Linked DNA regions of Homo sapiens: all the other regions are linked to region 2. A link is a contact called in ENCODE Hi-C or POLR2A ChIA-PET data. All regions are on one chromosome and are shown on one strand. The core of a region is the stretch at or near the end of the contact, and the rest is flanking DNA. Distances in the headings are between cores, read along the strand shown.

What was found. A loop is a pair of places that touch in the nucleus more often than their neighbours do. ChIA-PET counts read pairs that join two places held with the same protein, here RNA polymerase II (POLR2A). Pooled maps may share reads with other maps.
Region 1: a loop to region 2 is called in a map with no recorded cell type, with 13 times the contacts of the local background. The contact joins the promoter of F2RL3 here to the promoter of RASAL3 in region 2. A Hi-C loop is called at or near these places in 4 of 37 single-sample maps with no recorded cell type and 4 of 50 pooled maps.
Region 3: a pooled map shows a loop between it and region 2 (7-fold over the local background). The contact joins the promoter of CHERP here to the promoter of RASAL3 in region 2. A Hi-C loop is called at or near these places in 2 of 50 pooled maps. POLR2A ChIA-PET finds 5 or more read pairs at or near these places in 2 of 52 experiments (PC-9 and activated T-cell).
Region 4: a pooled map shows a loop between it and region 2 (2.1-fold over the local background). The contact joins the promoter of BST2 here to the promoter of RASAL3 in region 2. A Hi-C loop is called at or near these places in 1 of 50 pooled maps. POLR2A ChIA-PET finds 5 or more read pairs at or near these places in 2 of 52 experiments (activated CD4-positive, alpha-beta T cell and activated naive CD8-positive, alpha-beta T cell).
Region 5: a map with no recorded cell type shows a loop between it and region 2 (16-fold over the local background). The contact joins the promoter of MIR23AHG here to the promoter of RASAL3 in region 2. A Hi-C loop is called at or near these places in 1 of 37 single-sample maps with no recorded cell type and 5 of 50 pooled maps. POLR2A ChIA-PET finds 5 or more read pairs at or near these places in 2 of 52 experiments (activated CD4-positive, alpha-beta T cell and activated naive CD4-positive, alpha-beta T cell).
Region 6: a pooled map shows a loop between it and region 2 (16-fold over the local background). The contact joins the enhancer-like site here to the promoter of RASAL3 in region 2. A Hi-C loop is called at or near these places in 2 of 37 single-sample maps with no recorded cell type and 3 of 50 pooled maps. POLR2A ChIA-PET finds 5 or more read pairs at or near these places in 1 of 52 experiments (B cell).
Region 7: a loop to region 2 is called in a map with no recorded cell type, with 21 times the contacts of the local background. The contact joins the enhancer-like site here to the promoter of RASAL3 in region 2. A Hi-C loop is called at or near these places in 7 of 37 single-sample maps with no recorded cell type and 6 of 50 pooled maps. POLR2A ChIA-PET finds 5 or more read pairs at or near these places in 1 of 52 experiments (CD4-positive, alpha-beta T cell).

Annotation. Positions count from the first base shown.
Region 1 is chr19:16,887,358-16,890,301 of GRCh38, forward strand. It overlaps F2RL3 (F2R like thrombin or trypsin receptor 3), which reads left to right and starts at 1,642. Exons shown (of 2, transcript NM_003950.4): 1 at 1,642-1,941; 2 at 2,216-2,944. The coding sequence starts at 1,833. RefSeq lists an enhancer at 2,317-2,916.
Region 2 is chr19:15,463,179-15,466,089 of GRCh38, forward strand. It overlaps RASAL3 (RAS protein activator like 3), which reads right to left and starts at 1,366. Exons shown (of 18, transcript NM_022904.3): 1 at 1,327-1,366; 2 at 853-1,199. The coding sequence starts at 1,180. RefSeq lists enhancers at 590-729, 830-959, 1,600-1,709.
Region 3 is chr19:16,540,765-16,543,914 of GRCh38, forward strand. CHERP (calcium homeostasis endoplasmic reticulum protein) reads right to left here and starts at 1,673. Exons shown (of 17, transcript NM_006387.6): 1 at 1,590-1,673; 2 at 1,106-1,279. The coding sequence starts at 1,614. RefSeq lists silencers at 1,305-1,374, 1,385-1,574.
Region 4 is chr19:17,403,815-17,406,927 of GRCh38, forward strand. It overlaps BST2 (bone marrow stromal cell antigen 2), which reads right to left and starts at 1,816. Exons shown (of 5, transcript NM_004335.4): 1 at 1,477-1,816; 2 at 557-623; 3 at 315-375; 4 at 1-10. The coding sequence starts at 1,761. BISPR (BST2 interferon stimulated positive regulator) reads left to right here and starts at 1,872. Exons shown (of 4, transcript NR_130766.1): 1 at 1,872-1,957; 2 at 2,263-2,482. It also overlaps a transcript of MVB12A not described here. RefSeq lists enhancers at 995-1,733, 1,718-1,777, 1,848-2,227, 2,418-2,477, 2,528-2,577 and 1 more.
Region 5 is chr19:13,841,128-13,844,284 of GRCh38, forward strand. It overlaps MIR23AHG (miR-23a/27a/24-2 cluster host gene), which reads right to left and starts at 1,791. Exons shown (of 1, transcript NR_036515.2): 1 at 1-1,791. RefSeq lists a cis regulatory region at 689-2,197 and silencers at 703-762, 1,223-1,952.
Region 6 is chr19:17,124,678-17,127,902 of GRCh38, forward strand. The region is part of intron 2 of MYO9B (myosin IXB); the gene reads left to right. Among named protein-coding and RNA genes, the nearest start is that of SNORA118, 34 kb to the left of the region's middle. RefSeq lists enhancers at 938-1,327, 1,438-1,877. Within about 2 kb of position 1,499, at least 29 of the 41 ENCODE cell types and tissues checked have a DNase peak (open chromatin) inside an H3K27ac peak, as active enhancers do; they include B cell, where a contact is called at or near this core.
Region 7 is chr19:16,586,463-16,589,463 of GRCh38, forward strand. The region is part of intron 1 of MED26 (mediator complex subunit 26); the gene reads right to left. Among named protein-coding and RNA genes, the nearest start is that of SLC35E1, 16 kb to the left of the region's middle. RefSeq lists enhancers at 1-413, 1,918-1,967, 2,138-2,207, 2,458-2,627, 2,838-2,887. Within about 2 kb of position 1,334, at least 31 of the 41 ENCODE cell types and tissues checked have a DNase peak (open chromatin) inside an H3K27ac peak, as active enhancers do; they include CD4-positive, alpha-beta T cell, where a contact is called at or near this core.

The sequences.
Region 1 (2,944 bases), core at 392-2,891, 1.4 Mb after region 2:
CACCCTGCCCCAGCATCACTGGACTGCCGGTGTGCCCAGCCTCCCCTGCACAGCTTCCCACTCTGCTCACAGAGAAGACGGTGGAGGGGGGAGCCCAGGCGTGGGTTTTCCGTGTGCTGAGGGTGTCCTCAGCCACCTTTTTCCCCAAGTCATTGACGTGAAGCTGATTTTCTCATTGGTGGCCATGGAAACTGCCCAGAAATGGGAGCAGGGCCTCTGAGACCCTGCCCCAGCTAGACTCTCTCTCCAGGCTTCAGTGTCTCCTCCTGGAGCTGGGTGTTGACTCTGTCCAAGACTCTGCTCAGTCACTTCCTGGCTGATCCCCGAGTGCTCAAGTGTGTGATGAGATTAGGGCTCCCCCAGGCAGGAAACGGCCACATTGGACCCCTCCCTCCCCCATCCCTAGTTCATTTTATTTTCCCCAATCCTCATGGCTCCCAACTAGGCCCTCCTGCTCCCAGACCCCCCCAAGCCCTGTCCCCCATCCCCTGTAGCCCAGCGCTGAGCACACTGGGGCCAGAACCACCCATACCAGACTCCCCCAGGGCACGACGGGTTGAGGCCTCTCTGAGGCAGGGAGGGACAACACTGAGGGGCCTTGTGCAGAAGAGGGAAGGGGTACCCCCCCGAGCTTCAGTTTCTTCATCTGCCCGATGAGCCCCCATCCAATGGTACCCAGGAGTGGGGATGTGCTGGGGCTAGAGGAGGGAGGCCCCCTGGAGGCTGGCTTGGGGACCCTTCAACCTGGCCACCTCACTCAGGGTCAGAGGTCAGAGCAGGCGAGCCACACACCCCGAAGTCCCCCCGGTCCTCGGCAGGTGCTGTCCCCAGCATCACTGTCTCCCCTACAGATGCCCGTGTGTCCCCTGGGCAAGAGTGAAGTGAGGCACTCATACAGGGGTGCCTTGTGAGTATGGGGTCAGCCGAGGATGCTGAGGGGCTCTCGAGGTTCAGCCAGAGTCCCTGACGCTGGGCTCGTGCTGCTCTGGGGGTCTGAAGGGACCCTCGCTATTACCCTCTGGGAGGCGCCCATCCTTGGTTTTTTTTTTTTTTTTTGCCGAGTCTCGCTCTGTTGCCCAGGCTGGAGTGCAGTGGCAAGATCTCGGCTCACTGCAACCTCCACCTCCTGGGTTCAAGCAATTCTCCCACCTCAGCCTCCTGAGTAGCTGGGACCACAGGCATCTGCCACCAAGCCCAGCTAATTTTTGTATTTTTATGAGAGATGGGGTTTCTCCATGTTGGTCAGGCCGGTCTCAAACTCCCAACCTCAGGTGATTTGCCTGCCTTGGCCTCCCAAAATGTTGGGATTACAGCCGTGAGCCACCGTGCCTGGCCTAGCAGGGCTCTTCTTATCCTGCTCACCAGAGATAGGAAGTCGGGGGGTGACTTCAGGAAAGGCCCAGAGCCCGTGATGGGCGTGGGGATTGGGGTGAGGACAGGGCTGTCGTGAGAACAGTGGCTGCAGATGTGAGCGGCTGGCAGGAAGTGGCCACTTGAACCGCAGATGCTTCCTGGGCTGGTCAGGGACCGGGGGTGCTGGCTGCAGCTGGGACCCCCCCCCCTGCATCTTGCTGGCCTGGCACCTGGGTCCCTGGGAGGCGCCACACTGGATATAGCCACGTGGGGCAGCCCGGTCTCCATAACCCACACTCCAGTCCTCCCACGGGCTGGCTGGCAAGCGGCCCTGGTGGGTCTGCGGGGGCAGGGGCAGCCTTCCTGGTTTATCTCTACCGGCGCGATCTGCTCGTCCGCCTCGGCTCCAGAAGCTGGGGCTCAGGGTCCGGCGAGGCAGGAAGCCTGAGGCCACAGCCCAGAGCAGCCTGAGTGCAGTCATGTGGGGGCGACTGCTCCTGTGGCCCCTGGTGCTGGGGTTCAGCCTGTCTGGCGGCACCCAGACCCCCAGCGTCTACGACGAGAGCGGGAGCACCGGAGGTGGTGATGGTGAGTGGTCCTGGCTTTGGGGTGCAGAGATGGGGTTACATCAGAGATGGAGCTGGGGGCCCGGAGCTGGGGAGGGGGAGGCCGGGAAGTTGCGGGCTTCAGCCCAGCCCACTCTGTATCCCGTCTCTGACCCCATAGGGCTGGGCTATTCCCTTGAGTGTCATGTCCAGCTGTTTCCCACCAGGGCAGACCCCAGGCTCTGAGCACCTCCCTCCCTGCTGCTTCTCGTCACCTGCCGAGGCAGGGGCTGACTGAGGTCCCCTCTCTCTCCCAGACAGCACGCCCTCAATCCTGCCTGCCCCCCGCGGCTACCCAGGCCAAGTCTGTGCCAATGACAGTGACACCCTGGAGCTCCCGGACAGCTCACGGGCACTGCTTCTGGGCTGGGTGCCCACCAGGCTGGTGCCCGCCCTCTATGGGCTGGTCCTGGTGGTGGGGCTGCCGGCCAATGGGCTGGCGCTGTGGGTGCTGGCCACGCAGGCACCTCGGCTGCCCTCCACCATGCTGCTGATGAACCTCGCGGCTGCTGACCTCCTGCTGGCCCTGGCGCTGCCCCCGCGGATCGCCTACCACCTGCGTGGCCAGCGCTGGCCCTTCGGGGAGGCCGCCTGCCGCCTGGCCACGGCCGCACTCTATGGTCACATGTATGGCTCAGTGCTGCTGCTGGCCGCCGTCAGCCTGGATCGCTACCTGGCCCTGGTGCACCCGCTGCGGGCCCGCGCCCTGCGTGGCCGGCGCCTGGCCCTTGGACTCTGCATGGCTGCTTGGCTCATGGCGGCCGCCCTGGCACTGCCCCTGACACTGCAGCGGCAGACCTTCCGGCTGGCGCGCTCCGATCGCGTGCTCTGCCATGACGCGCTGCCCCTGGACGCACAGGCCTCCCACTGGCAACCGGCCTTCACCTGCCTGGCGCTGTTGGGCTGTTTCCTGCCCCTGCTGGCCATGCTGCTGTGCTACGGGGCCACCCTGCACACGCTGGCGGCCAGCGGCCGGCGCTACGGCC
Region 2 (2,911 bases), core at 116-2,615:
GGGTTCAAGCGATTATCCTGCCTCAGCCTCCTGAGTAGCTGGGAGTACAGGTATGTGCCACCATGCCTAGATACTTTTTTTTTTTTGTATTTTTAGTAGAAACAGGGTTTTGCCATGTTGGCCAGGCTGGTCTCGAACTCCTGAGCTCAGGTGATCCACCCACCTTGGCCTCCCAAAGTGCTGGGATTACAGGTGTGAGCCATCATGCCTGGCCCATCTGTCATTTTCTTGTTGATGGATTTCCTGTCAATTCCACTACACTGTGAGCTCCATGGGGCAGGGAGGGTCATCTGTCTCTTTCACTAGTGTGTCCTCAGTGCCTAAATCAGGGCCTGGCACATACAATAGAAGCTCAACAAACCTCTGCTTGAATAAATGAATGAATATGAGCAAATAAAATTATATACTCTCCAAAATGGAGATCATTATTCTCACTGAACTGATGGAGAGGCTGAGGCTTAAGGGCTCAGAACAAAGACACGGAAGCTAGAAGGTAGGAGAGTAGGAGGCAGGCTGAAGATGGATATCCAGGTAGGAAAGGATGGGCCTGAGCCATTGAAGGAGAGACCCGTTGGGGCCAAGAGCCGTTTAGCCTCTGGACAATACTATCACGGGTTTACATTCACTGTTCCTTCCTCAGATGGACCCTCTGCCCACAGGACCCCGGCAACTCCTCCTACCCTCTTTAGGGGGAAAGAGGGAACAGGGTAGCTGGGCCCCAGCGGCTTCCTGCTGGGCTTTTGCACTCCCCACAACTTCCTGTGTCTGTATGGTTGATGCTCCGGAGGCAGACAAAACCCAAGCATCCGGCTTCCCAGCCCGGCCCAAGCTCAGGGTGGGGGAACCATGTACCTGGGGCCTCCTGCTCCGGCTCCGGGTCTGGCTCCGGCGGTGGGTTCTTATGCCTCCCCCAGAGGGCCTTGGAGAGTCGAAGGCGACTGGTCCGTGACTCCTTGGGAGGCGCAGATAGGACCCGACGGAATATCGAGCGAGGGGCTGGCTGGGTGCTGACCATGGGCTCCTGGTGGCTCAGGGCCCTGCCCCAGCCAGCAAAGCGGCCCCAGCGGAACCCTCCAGCCGCCTTCTCCCCACCGCCCCCTGTGTGCCAGCGGTAGGAAGTCAGCGGAGAGGTGGCTGTGGGCTGGGTTTGGGAGGTCCGGCTTGGCGACGGTGGGTCCATGGTTGGGGGGGGGGGTCTCCTGGGGGACGAGAGAGTGACAGTAGTGCCCAGTGTCTGTCCACATACTGCCCTCATCTCGGCCCCCTCCCCACCCTCAGCTCTGCCTCCAGGAATCCCCCTGCCCCCACCTCCACTCCCTCCCTTACCTTGGTTTCCTGACCAGCCCCAGAATCAGCAGCCGTCTGCACCCCGCCTGGCTTCCTCCCTCGGAACCCAACTCCACGTGACCCTCTCTGTCCCACCCCACCCCACAGCCAGGCTGGGAGGGCACAGTGCGGGCAGGTTGCTGGAGGTTCGAGGGAGGAGAAGAGAGGAGGTGGGTTACCAGGCTTCTAGCAAGAAGGACCCAGACTGCCTCCCTGACGGGGAGGCAGCACTTGCCCCTCTCTCTGAGCCTCCGTTGCCTTCTCTGCAAAATGAGTACAGGCTGAACAAATGCTGGCGAGAATACAAAGCACCTAGAACTCTAATCCACAGTTGGCCGGAGTGTAGACCCATTCACTCATGTTGGGAAACGGTTTGGCAGGATCTACTAACACTACTAGCTGGATCTTCTCTGACTCAGCAATTCCATTGCTAGGTAGACGTCCAATAGATATGCCCCCCCAGCACAATGCATAATAGCCCCACATTGGAAGCAGCCTAAGTACCCATTAGTGGGAGAAGGAATAAATTGTGATCTCTTCGCACAGCAGAATATCATACAGCAGTGAGAACAAACTAAAGAATGATTTAACTTGGGTGAATCACAAACAATGTTGAGCCAAAACCAAAACCAAAGCCATAAAATGCCAGTAATCTGAGCTATTCAGGAGGCTGAGGGAGGAGGATCGCTTGAGGCCAGGAGTTCGAGGCTGCAGTGAGCTGTGATCATGCCTGTGAATAGGCAGTGCACTCCAGTCTGGGTGACATAGGGAGACCTCATATCTAACTTTTTTTTTTCTTTTTCCCCTCCCTGCCCTCGGGAGACCCCATCTCTAAAAAGCAATAATAAATAAATTTAAAAACCCCAAAACAATGAAGAGTATACACTTTGTGATTCCATTTACATAAAGTCCTAAAGCAGGCAAAACCATGTCTAACAAGCAGGGTATCAGTTTCTTTTGGAGGCACTGGTGGCTGGGAAGAGGGTACAAGGGGGGCTTCTGGAAGATGGCAAGATTTATTATTACTCTTATTATTATTAATTGATTTATTTATCGAGAAGGAGTTTCGCTCTGTCTCCCAGGCTGGTGTGCAGTGGCACGATCTTGGCTCACTGCAATCTCTGCCTCCCGGATTCAAGTGATTCTCCCTACTCAGCCTCCTGAGTAGCTGGGACTACAGGTATTCACCACCATGCCTGCCTAATTTTTTTGTATTTTTAGTAGAGACGGGGTTTCACCATGTTGGTCAGGCTGGTCTTGAACTCCTGACCTGAAATGATCTGCCCGCCTTGGCCTCCCAAAGTGCTGGTATTATAGGCGTAAGCCACCGTGCCCGGCCCTTATTATTATTATTATTTATAAATGAGGTCTATAAAAATAATATAGATCTCATAAAATAAAAATATAATATTTATATTACATAGTAATATAAATAATATTACATTATACATAATATGAATATTATTATTTTTTGTAGATGAGGTCTGTCATCCAGGCTGGAGTGCAGTGGTGCCATCATAGCTCTCTGTAACCTCTAACTCCTGGGCTCAAGAGATCCTCTCGCCTTAGCCTCCTGAGTAGCTGG
Region 3 (3,150 bases), core at 423-2,922, 1.1 Mb after region 2:
TTGGCTTACCGCAACCTCCACCTCCCGGGTTCAAGCGATTCTCCCGCCTCAGCCTCCCAAGTAGCTGGGACTACAGGCGCGGGCCACCACACCCGGCTAATTTTTGTATTTTTCGTAGAAACAGGGTTTCACTATGTTGGCCAGGCTGGTCTCAGACTCCTAACCTCAAGTGATCTGCCCGCCTTGGACTCCCAAAGTGCTGTGATTACAGTATGAGCCACTGCAACAGGCCTCCTTTCAAGCTGTTTAATCGAACACCAACTGTGTGTTATGTATTAAGGGACAATGACCTTGTACCTTAATACAAGACGAGCGTGTAGTCCCCTGAACTACACGCTCGCCGAAGCCAAACAGACCTTGTTTGGGTCATTGTACCTTAATACATAACACACAATTGGCGTTCGATCAAACAGCGGACAACCACCTCTCAATGTCCATCTACCTGGCAAACTCCTAGTTATTCATTTAAACAATCTAGAGACGGGGTTGGGTACTGAACGTGACAGATGTGATACCTGCCCTGAGCAGCCGCACCACCTGGTGACTATCCATTATTCAAAGGCCAGCTCTGCTTCCTAACTTTAAACTTCTTTAGAGCAGGACTGGAATCCTGTTGCCTAAATGAACGAACATTGATAAACACTTGCCAATAACTAAAACTCAGAGGGATAATTCTTTTTGATTTCTGCTGCAGGCATCTGAAATGCACAAAACCTTGCTGGACCCACAGGGAGACGGCAAAGGGGGCTGGACAGTGCCTGTCCCATGGACTCCCATCCGGCCTCTATCACTTCCTCCCTAGAAAACACTAAAACAATCACGCTACTCCTGCTAATCTCCGTCATCAGTCTGCAAAACAACAGCAAAATCCCTGATCCAGAGCCCAGGGGGGAGGATCGAAAACCTCGTTGTTCTCCATTACAGTGGCACCCAGCAGCCGCTCTGTGCAGGGCCGTGGGAACAGCGGAACAGGGATCGTGTGGACCGAGCTGCTCCACTTCAAAGAATAAACGACCCGAAAGAAAGAGGTTTGTGGCAGAGCCCGGACTGGAATCCGAGAAAGGAAGCGCTCGATGGGACGGCCTGAGTGCCGGAGGGGACTCACGCTGCTGCTGCTCCAGCGCCAGCTTGCACTTGTAGTAACTGTAGAATTCGCCTCCGAAAAGAAACGAGAATTTGGGGTTGTCCTTCTGCTTCTCCATAGTCATCTTCTCAAACTCGGGCCCATTGCGAGCCACGAACTGGGCGAGCTTGTCGATGACATTTCGAAGCTCCTGGTCTGGAGGACGGAGAAAAGGCCACGCGGGGCGTCAGCGAGGACCGCCCAAAGCCGGGGGACTCGGCGCCCCAGCCCCCGTCCGCCTTGCCGGGGACCCCAAGGGGGTGGGCCCCGAAGAGGCCGCCCTTGTACGGGTCCCGATAGGGGCCACACGCTCGCCGGGAATGCGGGGACCCACGGGAGAGGCCGCAGGCGAAGCCGCGAGGCCGAGCCCCGCCCCCTCCCAGACCCGGGGACTCCGGGAGGCGGGGCCGGCCAATAGGAGGTTCCGGGGAGAGAGAAACGGTCTCTCGGCCGGTTTGGGTCTCACCATCGGGGGGCAGCGGCATCTCCATGGCTCCGGCCGCGGGGAACGTCCTCCGGCGCCACACGATCGACCACCAGCGCCGTCTGCGGAAGCCGGCCGGAAGTGGCGCGAGGGAGCCGTTTACGGCGGGCTTCTAGGGCCGCTTCCGCCCGCCACTTACGGCCGTCGCTGGGAAACTCCGGAAGTGAGAGCGGGAGGCAGGCGGGAAGAAGCCGCGCGATGCCTGGCGCGCGGGAGGGGCTAGCGACGCGCACGCGCAGAAGTTTCCTGACACTTTCGCAGAGTGGGTCCCCGTCGCGCGGCGCCGCGGAAAGGCTGGAACGGCGCGGGTGGGTGTTAGTCGAGACCGGGGGGCGCGGGGCGTGCCCCTTGGTCGGCGTCGCAGCCCGATGGGCTGGCTGGTTGCTACCTCCGGGCGACCAGGGGCCTGGGGACTTCGTGCCTGGGCCAGGGTCTCTTTCCTTTCGCGGGCACAGTGAGGAGACTGCGAGGTGAGGTGCGTCCGGGTGGATCCCGGGCTGCGGCGACTGTCACATTCTCCCCGGCCAGACCGGAGGTGGAGCAGAACTGGGGGCGACGAGCTTGACTGGGATTGCAGCTGGACGTATTTAGGTTCAAAACATCCTCCTCCTGGCTTTCTTCCGCTCCACTCTTTGGTCAGGAAGACTGGGGCGGGGTACCCCCCAACCCATGCCCTCAAATTGCTGGCCTAGAGGGCACAGCGCCTTTCTAAAAGCTGCAGTTGGGTTGCCTCTAAAATAATGAAGCTAACCCTTGCTAATTGTGGGGAAAAGATAGCCAGAAGCAGCAAATTTCTGCTGTGGACGTCCGATATAAACTGATCCTCTTGAGATGGTTAATGCTTAGTTGGCTATACCTGCCCCCCGCCCCCGCCGCTTTTTTTTCCTTTATCCGTTTTTTTTTTTCTTTTTTCTTGAGACAAGGTCTTGCTCTGTGGCCCACGCTGGAGTGCAGTGTCATGATCATAGCTCACTAGCCCTGAACTCCTGTGCTCAAGTAATCCTCCCGCCTCGGCCTCCCAAAGTGCTAGGATTATAGGCATGAGCTACTTTACCCAGCCTGTTTTTTTCTGTGCAAATAAATGCACATGTATTTTAGATTAGTTTCATTTTTATTGTTAACAGCATTTTTCCACCAGATGCTTATGGATTGACAACTCTACATCAAGTGTTGCTGTAGGCTAGGAATCAACAAAACTTTTTGTATAAAAGGGACAGAAAGCAAATATTTTAGACTCTGCAGGTCAGGAGGCAAGATCAAGGATTTTTTTTTTTCTAAATGTCCTCTAGTTCATATTTTCTCATGAAGATCGAGGATCTTAATTGTTTGGTTTTTTTTTTTTTTTGAGACACAGTCTTGCTCTCTCTCGCCCAAGCTGGAGTGCAGTGGTGTGATCTCGGTTCACTGCAACCTCTGCCTCCCGTGCTCAAGCAATTCTCCTGCCTCAGCCTCCAGGGGAGCTGGGACTACAGGTGCGCACCACCACGCCCGGCTAATTTTTGCATTTTTAGTAGAGATGGGGTTTCACCAGGTTGGCCATGCT
Region 4 (3,113 bases), core at 566-3,065, 1.9 Mb after region 2:
GTTTTCTCTTCTGCGGTACAGATGGCAAATCAGGCATCTGCTCGTCCTGGCTCCTGCCGCCCTCCCTGTAAGCCCACCGCCCCCGGGAGTTCCCCCCGCACCGCCCCAATCCAAGTCACCGGGGAGGGAATGGACAGCGGCCACCCATGGCTCTGTGACCCTAGGGGCTAAGTTATCCTTTTGTGGGACTCAAACTTTATCCCTTGGGGCAATGGGGATTTTGGGAGCAAAGGAGATCCTGGGTCTTGGGCTAGGGATGTGGGGGTGAGAGGAATGTGGCAGGTGGAGGGTAGCGGGGGAAGGCTATCTCTGACCTCAGTCGCTCCACCTCTGCAGACGCGTCCTGAAGCTTATGGTTTAATGTAGTGATCTCTCCTGGTAGGGTGGGAGGACAGAAACAGGGGGCGGGTCAGCATGTGGCCATGCTGGGGCCCTGCTCCACTCTGGGACAGAACCTCCCCCTTACCCCAACCTCCAGCCCTGGTCTCCCTGCCCCCACCCCCTCTTCCATACCTGACTCACCCCTCCCCGGCCCTCTCCCTTCTCCCTTTCTCACCCTCAAGCTCCTCCACTTTCTTTTGTCCTTGGGCCTTCTCTGCATCCAGGGAAGCCATTAGGGCCATCTAAGAAGAGTTAGAATCTGGGGTTTTGGCCTGGGGAGTTTGGCTGCTGCCCCTGGGACCTGGGCCTCCTCCCTAGGTCCTGGGGACAGAGGGGCTTAAATGCAAACCCCTTTCAGGTTTTCTTCCAACCCTCTCTGCACCATGGTCTCCAACCTTAAAGAACAGCCACAACCACACACTCTCCCAGGGCCACCCATAAGCATGTGGGTCCTCAAAATGGGAGTTTTGAGGCCACCCCACGTGGAAACTTGGAGGCTATCGATAACCAAAGTTTAGTGGACATTTCCAGATTGCCTGAGCAATGGCCCAAGAAAAGTTAGAGGGCCCTACCAAATCCAGAATGCAGTGGGATTTCCCCGCCCAAGTGACATGCCCAGCGAGAGTTTCAAGATCCCCCATATCAGGACCCAGGTGAATATTTCAGTTTCTTAGGGATGAAGTGAAAATTTCAAAAGCCCCCTTTTTCAGGGTCTGGTGAGGTCCCCCTTCAACCCTGAATAGGGATTTCTACTCCCCCAGGACTGGTGCCCACGAGGAGTTTCAAGGCCCCCGACACCAGTGCCCTGGAAAGAATTTATAAATTCACCTAAGTCCCAGGGGGATACTGAGGTCCCCGATTTGGGGGATCTGGAGAGTTTTAACACCCTGCCCCTACACCAGTGCCCTGGACTGGGTTAGGGGCCCACAAACCCTGGTAGGGGAACCTAGGTCCCTTGATGTGGGGGCCCAGGAGCAGTTTCAGGACCTCCCCTGCATCTCCCTGGAGACCCACCCTGGGTCAGATTTCTGGGGAGAGATTCTTGTCCCTCCCACCGCCTAGTACTAGGCCATCCAAAGGAGTTGAGGAGCTTACCACAGTGTGGTTGCAGGTGGCGGCCTGGGCCTCCACATCCTGAAAGCCCTTCTGGGCCTCGGTCAGCTCTTGTTGCAGGAGATGGGTGACATTGCGACACTCCATCACTGCCCGAAGGCCGTCCCGGCAGGCCTCGCTGTTGGCCTTGATGGTGAAGATAATCAAGGGCACCCCCAGAATCACGATGATCAGGAGCACCAGAATTCCTATCCCCAGCAGAAGCTTACAGCGCTTATCCCCGTCTTCCATGGGCACTCTGCAATAGTCATACGAAGTAGATGCCATCCAGATCTCCCCTTTAGAGTCTGGCCTGGAGTTAGGGGAGGGTGCTGGAATCTTCTACGGGCCACCCCTTTATTAGCATAGGAAACGTCCTGACCAATAGCAAGTTCCAGGAAGTGCTCTGACCAGCAGCTCTTGCATGAGGCACCTACAGGCAGAGGATTAATTAGGTTTTCAGTTTCAGTTTCCCAGAAAGGAGGTGGGCTTTTTTTTCACCCTGCTTTAAAAGCCCTTGGGCCCTTCCCAGCTGGGTGCCAGCCAACTGTGGCTGCCTGGGACACTCCATCTTAAGTCCCTGTGCCTCTGCTGTGTGTTACTGAGTGCCTAGGCCGTGCCAGCCTGTATTCATCTGTACTATGACCTGAAGAGGCAGAGGCCATCACTGTTGGTCCGGTCTCCACCTGGGGAAACTGAGGTTGCACAGTTGCGTGGTGGAGTGAGGGCAGGGCCTGGGTCTGGGGGCGGGGCCTGGGTCTGACCCCAGGGACTGGTTTTTGTGTTCAGGTGTCTCTGTGGTGACGAGCAGGGCTTCATCCAGTGCCTCTGTCCCCACCGAGGGGACTATGGGAGACATGGAGGGTGTGTGAGCAACAGGTGAGACTGGAGCCAGCTGAAAACTGGGAGACCGACCCAGCCAACAAACAATGTCGGTCTCTGTCTTGGCACCTGCAGGAAACAAGCTCCTACTTCCAGAAAAAGTGCTCCTGGGACTCCAGGATACCAGGTAAACTCTCTGAGCCTGTTTCTTCATCTGCAAAGGGGAATAACAGGGCCAGCCTCAGACACTGTCCATGTGGCCAAGAGAGCCAGGGCTTCCTACAGGAAATCAGGCCCATTATCGGCACCCAACTGCTGGGCATGACCGCTGAAAGGGGACTGCATGTTTTTCTTGTGGCTTCTTCAGCCACATCCTGACCACAGCCCAGATTCTGTTAGGTCTGCCATTTCCATGTTTTTTTTTCTTTTCAGCAGGGCCAGACAGTAGGCGAGGTCAAGTCCAGAGCCCAGGCCTCCCAGAAGGCCTGGGGAACTCCCCCCAGGCCCTGACTCCAACATCCCTCAGAAGGACCCCATTAAAGCCACTTAGAGCCAGGCATGGTGGTACATGCCTGTGGTCCCAGGCTGAGGCTGGGAGGCTGAGGCAGGAGGATCACTCGAGCCCAGGAGTTTGAGGCTGCAGCGAGCTATGATTGTGCCACGGCACTCAAGCCTGGGTGATAGAGTGGGATCCCATCTCTTAAACCAATAAACAAAAAAATCACTTAGAACCAAGAACCAATTAACAAGCTGTGGGAGATGATCTTGCTGAAAATTCTGAGGGTGAACTTGTCCCAGGAGGAGGGACCTACCAGCCT
Region 5 (3,157 bases), core at 541-3,040, 1.6 Mb before region 2:
ATCGGGCGAGCGGGTCACCCCAGTGTACCCACCGGGCTAATTACCCTGGGATTGCAGATAGATGGGGGCCTGCCCCGCAGCTGCGGTCTGCATGGAACATCTGGCGTCCACTTGCATTGTTAGAGGGTGGGCACGACACGGGGGTCCCTCCTAAAGCATCCGCCTCTGCTGTCTTTCTCCAGCGAGCAAGGGTCGGCGGAGGCTCAGTGGCCAGGCCAGCACAGACAGGCCCGACCCTCTGGACACGCCCTGTCACGCATGTGCTCCGCGTGCCAGCCCCAGGCCAGGCCGGCACCTATTTTAGGGCCCCCTCTAGATCCACAGGCAAGGCCTGCCTGTTGGGGTCTTGAAGGAGCTCCCAGAGGACGTGCTGCAAGGGCAGAGGGCCATGGGTGCCTCACGGGATCAGAGAACAAAGCTAGCACCAGCCCCAGGGCCTGTGCCTTCCCAGGACATCGGCATGTGAACACATGTACCCAGGCTGGCCCGGGCAGGGCATGTGGGCGAGCGGACAGGGTGTGTCCAACATCACCTCGCCTCTAAGCCTGGGCACCTGTTGGGTACAGCCCTCCAGCTGGGGCAGGACTGCCAGAGGACACCCCTTATGCCAGGGGTCCCCCAGCCCCCAGCCTCACCCTCATAGACCAGGAGTCAGAGGCTGCCAGCTGGGGAAGGTTGGGAAGGGGGCAGGTGACAAGGAGCCAGCTGCACAGCCAAAACATTCAAGAAGCCACTGGGTCTGGGGCCTGGCTGGGCTGGGCTGGGCTGGGCTGGGCAGGAAGGTCAGTTAGGGCTAAGGGCTTTAGGGGCAGCCAAATCTAGTGCTAAAATCAGAAAACAGTCTGGGGCTAAGACAGAGGGGTCGGGGTTCAGTCTGGGCCCTTTTAACCTCCTCCTTCAGCCAAAAGGCACGGGGACCCCAAGCTGCACAGGGCTGGTCCCCAACCTGGCTTTCCTTCCTATGCAACCTTGAATGAGCGCTTTTCTCCGAAGGGAAAGGAGACATCCCCCCAGCTCCCACCAGCCCCTGCCCAACAAGAGACCTTCCCCCTACCCAGCGGGCGACACGTCAAGAACTTGGACCGGTATCCACCCCCGCCCCCACCCAAAGAACTCTGAGAGACCCCCCCAACCCATTCCTCCCGTCCAAAGGCCAGGTCGGGGGGCTAGGAGTGGGGTAGGCATATGCATATCCAAGCCCCTCAACCCAAGCCCCATGTCCGAGCCGGACACAAGCCCTCCCACCCTGACAACTCTCTGCCCACCTTGACCTGCCCAAGTCGCGCGGGGACCCGCCCTCCCCACCGCATTCCCATGCGTCCCCTGGGGGGTCGGGGTGGAGGGGCCACTGGGAAGGGAACAGAGGCCGGGCCGCCCTTCCCCCGCTCCGTAGGGGGCGCCCCGGGACTCCGCGGCCGCCGTCGCCACCGTCAGACGCACTGTCCCCGATCCCCGACCCACCCCGGGCGGCGGGGCGCTCAAGGCGCGCGGGGCGGCGCCCTCGCCTTCTCGCAACGCTCTTGGGGACCCGCCGGGCGCAGCCCCACTCCGCCCACGAGCCAGGCGCGGAAAAGTTGCCGGCGCCGCTGCCGCCGAGGCGCCGATCGCTCCCGGCCTCCCTCCTGGGTCCCTCCTGACTTCCACTTACCCGCGGGGGGAGGGGAGCCGGGCGCGCACTCCGGGCTCCGGCCGCCGCCCCGGGCCGGGCCGGCCGAGGCTCAGGCGGGCGGGCTGCGGGCCCGAGACCGGCCGGGGGCGGCCGCCGGCCGCGCTCCACCCCACTCACTGGCCGGCCAGCCGCGGGGCCGAATCGCTTTTAAAACCTTCCCGTCTCCTCCCCCCCTCCCCGGGCCGGGCAGGGGGCGGGCGCGGGGCGGGGCAGGCGTCGCCGTCATGTGCCCCCGAGCCGGCCCGCCCCCAGTTTCTCTGTCCTGTCCCCCAACTCTGTCCCGTCCCCCAACTCAAGGCCAACTTTCTCCCTCCTTGTCCCGAAATCAGCCTGGGCCCCATACCCAGCCCAACTTCCCCCTCTGGACCCTGAACTTGAGTCCCAGTCCCGAGTTTTAAGCCCAAGGCTCTGTCTGCGGGGGTAGGGTGGGAGCAAAGGGTCTAACCCCCTATCCCACCTCTGGAACCCCTGTTGGTCTAAGGCCTGCGCCTGCCCAGGGAGAGGCAACCCAGGAGGCCGTGAGCCCCTGGGAATAGAGATTGGTGAGGGGCGGTTTGGCGGGTGGGCTCGGTCCCAGACCCAGGGCACACTGGGCACTGCAGACCCCTCCCGGGGAGGGGGGCCTGGGTCTGGGTATTGCCCTGGGATGCCACCAAACAGGAACCCCCACTTGCTCCAGTTCCACAGCGCCTTCTCCAGCCTTAGGAAGTTCCTCCTCTTATCCTACCTAACCCTCTCCTGCTGCCATAGAAAAGACTTTCTGGTCCCAGGCCATGCAGCCCCTGGGTCTGGGTCCCCTCCCCCTAGGCTTCCCGGCACCCTCCCCCACCCGCTGGGACCTCTGGGAAACTCCCCGGGCTCCCGGAGTAGCTCTGGGAGCAAGGCCCTCCCTGGATCCCTCCCTCTTTCCCGGTGTGCCTGTCTTTCCCGCTCCATCCTCCAGCCTCCACCGGGAGGAACGCGGCTGCATTGTTCCTCAGGAGGAGGCCCTGCCTCGGGGCCTGGCCCAGTGCCCAGGTGGGTGGCCAGGAACAAAACTCTGAGATCGAGGGGCGGGGTGCCCTCTGCAACCATGCCAGTCTCCTTGGGCATGTCCCGCTGCCATCTGCCCTCTCCAGGACTCGACAAAGGCCGATGGACCCCTATCCACCACCCACGACCACCATCGTGTCACAGTGGGGGTCTGGAACCCGCAGGACCCTTCCCAGACCTGGGTGGGCATTGCTTTGGGGGATGATGTTTTCCACTCAGCCCCCAATATTTTTGAAGTGTCATCCTTGGGGCTAGGGATCCAATTCTTCATCCACGTCCTGGGTGGTAAGATAGCAGCCTCCCCTTTTGAGTAACTCTGGGGGTGGGGGCGCGGGGGTACCCAGCAGCAGGCCAGGCCCTCCAAGGGACTGGAGGGACTAGTTGGATGCTTCTGTGTCACCTTGCACCCCAGAATTCCTCCAGGGTCCCCCATTTCATCAGCTCAGCTGGCTCTCA
Region 6 (3,225 bases), core at 249-2,748, 1.7 Mb after region 2:
CAAATCTGGGAGGCAGAGGTTGCAGTGAGCCGAGATCGCGCCACTGCACTCCAGCCTGGGCAACAGAGTGAGACTCTGTCTCAAAAAAAAAAAAAAAAAAAGGTACAAACAGACCAAAATTGCAGGTTTTCTAAAAATCAGTGACAAACACCCGTATGTTATCAGAATCCATGGGCTATATTTAAAGTGATGGTAGGAGGACACCACATAGCTGAACACCCATTAGATCCACAAATAGGAAAGAACGGAAGTAAATGAATTCATGTCCTATCTCAAGCTGAGAAAAAAGAACAAAGTAACCCCCAAAGAGAATGATTTGGGCATCAAATGGGCAAGATGAGGCCAGCTGCGGTGGCTCACACCTGTAATCCCAGCACTTTGGGAGACCAAGGTGGGCAGATCAGTTGAGCTTAGGAGTTCGAGACCAGCCTGGGCAACATAATGAAACCCCATCTCTACCAAAAATACAAAAACTTAGCCGGGCGTGGTGGCACATGCCTGTGGTCCCAGCTACTTGGAGGGCTGAGGGTGGAGAATCACTTGAGCCTGGAAGGCAGAGGTTGCAGTGAGCCAAGATCATGCCACTGCACACTAGCCTGGGCAACAGAGTAAAACCCCATCCCCCCCCCCCCAAAAAAAGGGTAAGATGAGCCCTAGGGGAAATATGATAAATTCTTCAGATGTTTTCACAGCCTTGAGAACCAAACAGGACCTTCCCCCATCAAAGCCTGGTTTGTTCTGTATTCTTTCTGTGACCTAGTACGTGGTTTCGTGATAACCTAAACCCAAATTTAGTGACATATGTAAGATTTCAGTAACTTGTTTCACACTTAGGTTTTTGTTGTTATTTAAGGCTTCCCCTACCCCACCCCTGTAGGGTTTGCTGTGAGACTTTAGCTCATGGTAGGAGTCTGTCCTTAAAGGGCCACGTCCTAGCCCTGGGAGTCCTTGCTGCGTTTCAGTGTTTGCTGTAATGCCATCTGCGTCTGTGGCTGACAGTTGGTGTCTCTTGTGAACTGGGACATACGGCGTTGGGAGCACTCAGCTCTCTGTACATCCCTGCCGTCCGTCCATCTGACCAGCAACCAGCTATCGAGAGCCTGCCGGGGTGCCCCAAACCCCTTGAGCAACCAGAAAAGAACAGAACCCGGCAGCAGCTAGGCTAGGGGCCCTGGAGAGCCTCCACTTCCTCCTCTGCGAATAGGGGAGCCATGAGGTTGGGGTGACTCTTCCACTTCCTGCCCCCACATCCGCAGGCCAACTGAGCCTGCAGCTGCCTCCTGTGCAGGCTTGGGCTTGGGGGTGTGGGGAGTCCTGTCTTGCACCACATAGCTGCCTCCTCACCTCCATGACACCCACCCCCTTCGCAGGGTCTTCCTTGTGCCTGGCTGGCATCATCCCCGACATGGCCCCCACTAACCTCCTCATTCCCTCGGCCCCGCCTTCACCACAGCTCTGAGCTCTGTTGAAAGCATCAGCTAAACTTCTCATTTCCTCGCCTCCAGCCCTGCCTGCTGGCCTCCGCCCCCTCTGCTCCCAGCTCCCAGGGAGTCTCTTCTCACCCAGCCCTCCTTGGGCACGTGACCCTGTGGACCCATTTTGTCCTGGGTGCTTCCCAGGCCTGCTCCTCCACGTCCCCACCATGGCCTCGGGAGACCAGTCACCCAGGGTGACACTCACCTCCTGCCGACCCATCCTGCTGGAACCATGTCGGGGATCCCCGGAAAACCCCATTTAACAGAGGATCCAGAACAGCGGCCCCTGGCCACTCTTTTCTCACGAAAACCAGACAGTCTGTATTTCACACAGATCCTAGGGGCCACCCAGTCTCTGTCAGAATGGCTTGACTCTGCTATTGTAACTCAAATGCAGCCTTAAGCCAGACCCAGACCGATGTGGCTGTGTGCCAGGAAAACGTCATTTGCTGCTGCTGAAAATTGAATTTCACATCAATTTCAGCCATCAAGAGATCTTTTGACTTTTTTTTTTCTTTTTTTTTTTTTTTGAGACGGAGTCTCGCCCTGTTGCCCAGGCTGGAATGCAGTGGTGCGATCTCAGCTCACTGCAGCCTCCTCCTCCCGGGTTCAAGCGATTTCCTGCCTCAGCCTCCCAAGTAGCTGGGACTACAGGCGCCCACCACCATGCCCGGCTAATTTTTGTGCTTTTAATAGAGACGGGGTTTCACCATATTGGCCAGGCTGGTCTCGAACTCCTGACCTTGTGATCCACCCCCACCCCCACCCCCACCCCCCACCCCCGGCCTTCCAAAGTGCTGGAATTACAGGCATGAGCCACCACACCCACCCGATCTTTTGACATTTTTTCTCCCCTAAGCATTTTTTTTTTTTTTTTCAGATGGAGTCTCACTCTGTCGCCCAGGCTGGAGTGCAGTGGCACAATCTTGGATCACTGCAACCTTTGCCTCCCAGGTTCAAGCGATTCTCCTGCCACAGCCTCCCAAGTAACTGGGACTACAGGTGCACACCACCACGCCCGGCTAATTTCATTTGTAGTTTGGTAGAGATGGGGTTTCACCATGTTGGCCAGGCTGGTCTCAAACTTGTGACCCACCCCCCTCGGCCTTCCAAAGTGCTGGAATTACAGGCATGATCCACCATGCCCGGCCAATTTTTTGACTTTTTTTCTCCCCTAAGCATTTTTTTTTTCCAGTTGGAATCTTGCCCTGTCGCCCAGGCTGGAGTGCAGTGGCGCAATCTTGGCTCACTGCAACCTTCGCCTCCCAGGTTCAAGCGATTCTCCTGCCTCAGCCTCCCGAGTAGCTAGGACTACAGGTGCCCACCACCACACCCGGCTAATTTCTTTTGTATTTTGGTAGAGACGGAGTTTCACCATGTTGGCCAGGCTGGTCATGAACTCCTGACCTCAAGTGATCCGCCCTCCTTGGCCTCCCAAAATGCTGGGATTATATGTGTGAGCCACCATACCCAGCCCCCTAAGCATTTTTAAAATGTGAAAACTGTCCCTAGAACGTAGGCTGTACAGTAATAGGTGGCTGGCCACACTTTGCAGACCCCCGGTAGAGATCACTGGTACCAGGAGGGTGTCCTCCATGTGGCCACACCCATGCCCCTACCTGTTTGTCTGTGACCGCTTTCCTGCCACATTGGCAGAGCTGAGCGGTGACAGCAGATGGAGCCAAAAATATTCACCACCTGCCCCTTCGCAGAACAAGTTTACTGGCCCCTGATTCACACAGAAAATCCC
Region 7 (3,001 bases), core at 84-2,583, 1.1 Mb after region 2:
GACTCTCCTGACGTGCTCCTGCAGTGAAATGCACAGGTTACAAACAGTTCCTTGAACCCACACAGGGCCACCTCCACGGTCTCCGTGTTGTCTATGCCTTGTCCCCAGGATGCCTGAGAGGCAGGACCAGGGTGACCCAGGCATGCACGGGCCACCACAGCAGGGCTTCAGATGGCACTGGAGCCCACTCCCCACCGGGCTGGCCCTGGGAACAGTGCACATGGAGCACAGACTGCAGTTCTGCACTCCCCCACCTCGGTGTCCGGCCAGCCTTCCTGACCACCCTGGACGGTGGGCGGCACTGCCCTGGCAGCCTGTGGGCCCGCACCTGTGCCCCACAGCCCACATAACCTGCTCCTTGGGCTCAAAACAGCCCCTGCTGAGGCCTCAGTGGCAAAGCACCTGTAAAAACCGGTTCACTTTAAAAACAACAATGGGGATGTTGTCGGGTTTTTTTTTTTTTTTTAATGCAGAATGGTCTAGACAGTAATTTACAAAAACTACTTAGCTCAAAAGACTGTGGAAGTGTTCATCAGCAAGCAAGCTGTCCTTCCAAACCCAAACATGCCACAGATGGCACCCAGAAACAGACAGTCTGCCTTCAATGTGCTAAGCATTCTAATGCCGTCCGCGGCTGAGTCACCTCGCCCACCCCCCAACCCCCAACACACAGTCGTGTCTGCTGAGGACACACGGGTGAATCAAACAGGGCTTTGCTGGGAGAGTGTGTGTCTGTGATTTGGTTCCCGCCACACCAAGTCTTCCTGCTTCTGACAAACTCCGCACGTGTTCCCAGGCAGCTGGGAGCCAAACTGCCTCTGGTGCAAGTCAGTACAAGAGGCGGCACCTGCATCCCCACCCCACCTCCACCCCAAGACCCCAGCTCTGCCCTCCCTCTCAGCTCTGGAAAGCGCAGCCCTGAGGGGTGCTGCTGTGCTTACCCTCAGGCGGGCCCCACCCTGCACTCTCCGCTCAGCCTCATGGGGCTGGTGCAGGTCCACCAGGCTCTGCCCAGTGAAGGCACCTTCCTCTGAGGGGACCTCATGGGAGCCTCAAACCCCAGGGGCAAAGCCTCAAGTTCACAGCTTCTCAGAGGAAGAATGACACTGGGAGGAACAATGACGGGAAGGTGCATGTCTCGGCCACAGCCACCAAGCTCACCACTTGAAAAGCACTTCCTGCTGGGGCCCTCCTGCTACTCCCAGGAGCAGCCGGCCACCTGAGTGGTCTGTCATGTCCATGTGGCCCTCCCTGTCCTGCAGCCACAGCTCCTGTAATGCTTGGGCAAGTATGCAATTGCATGCTACAACTCAGCCCGGGGGACGGGAAATGCCACCTGAGTACAGGCAGCACGCGGAGCCCTGACTGAACCCCATGAGCAACTCAGAAAGAGGAAGCCCAGGGCTTGGGGCAGAAGTAGGAGCTCCATCAGTAGGCATGCCTGACTTCTGCAGCGAGGGAAACTTGCAGATGAAGCCAGGAGGCAGGCAGCGCTGCTCTCCACAGCCACTGCCCCCACAGCGTCCTTCCCTCCCACTTTCTGTTTTTAGCAGCTCTTCCCAACCAAACTACCAACCTAGACTCTCCTGACCTCTGCTTCAGGTCTGCAGAACTTACGATTCTTACTGCCATTTGGCCCTTTGTGAAGGCACAAGAGCTCTCAAAGCTCATCTGTAAATTGACTCGTTGCTACGCGGATAGAACTGGAGCAGTGGGAAGCCAAGCGGAGTCCTGGTGATAGCACGCTGGGTGGGGGCTTCTCCCTCTCAGCCTCTCTCTTCTAGGAGCAGCTGATAAGAATGCCAGCTGCAGAAGACTGGAAATGACCCAACATCCTCGGGGGAAACACACACACAGTGCTCGGCCCATATATGTTCCGCCAAAGACAGAGCCCAAATAAGAACGAGCCAGCTTTTCAGGAATCAACAGGGAACAACCTTCAAGAGACTGCCAAGCACAGAGATGCACACAACAGCGCACCCTGTGCCGCCGCCTGGAAGATCCTAGCTGAGGCTGGGCAGACAAGGACCTGATGGTTGAGCCGCGCATAGCTGTAGCAGGGGACCGCACCTGGCCTCCAGCACTGACGCAAGCAAGACCTATCACTGACTGGAGCCCAGTTCCTCCTCTGAGAGCATGAGAAAACCACAAGATGGTGTCTGTAGAGCATGAATGGTGTGCTGGAGACCACGCCCCCAGGGGCCAGGCCACGAGGACCCGCACACTGCACTTTCTGCTGGGCTGCTCTGTGGTCTGTAAGATCCATTCAGGCAGGGCAGTGCCCAGCACGGTGCCTGGAGGCAGCCTCAGAGGCCCATTGAGAGAGGAAGCCGAAGGAGAGCAGCCCCCCGCCTGCCTGTCCAATTGGGCTGCTGTAAGATCCTGAGAACTAGTGACCTTCTAGAATTCCCCGAGACAAGTCATCAAATGCTCTCTGAGCACCGACTGCACACAGGTGCTCTACCAAACTCTGGGCCCGCTGGATGCTGGGAGGGGGCGTTAGGATCCCTGTGTACTGACCCGGAGGAGTAGACAGAGACAGCCAAGGTCAAGAACAGAAGCAACAGATAAAATGCCACCACTGAGGCTCTCACCCAGGCTGCCAGGAAACCCCAGGGGAGGACTACACTTGGCTCAGGTCCAGGGCCACCCCTTCCCCCACAGCTCCTGGGCTCTGTGTGGAGCTGGAGGGACAGGAGTGGGCACAGGGGCCTTCTCATTGGGCATTCCTGCAACGAGGGCCACGGTGCAGAGAACCAAGGACACTGTCACCCAAGAAAGAGTCTGGTGACTCTGTGGATCCCATGGTAACCACCATTTAAGGATGGACACTCACGCTATGATCCAGCAATTCCACTCCAAGCAGCACCTACAGAAATGCACTCAGAGCAGCTGTATCAGAACAGCCCCAACTGAAAACAGCCCACGCAGCCACCAACAGAACACCGAATAAATAAATCATGGTCTGTCCATTCAATGTTGGATGAACAAACTGCTGCTA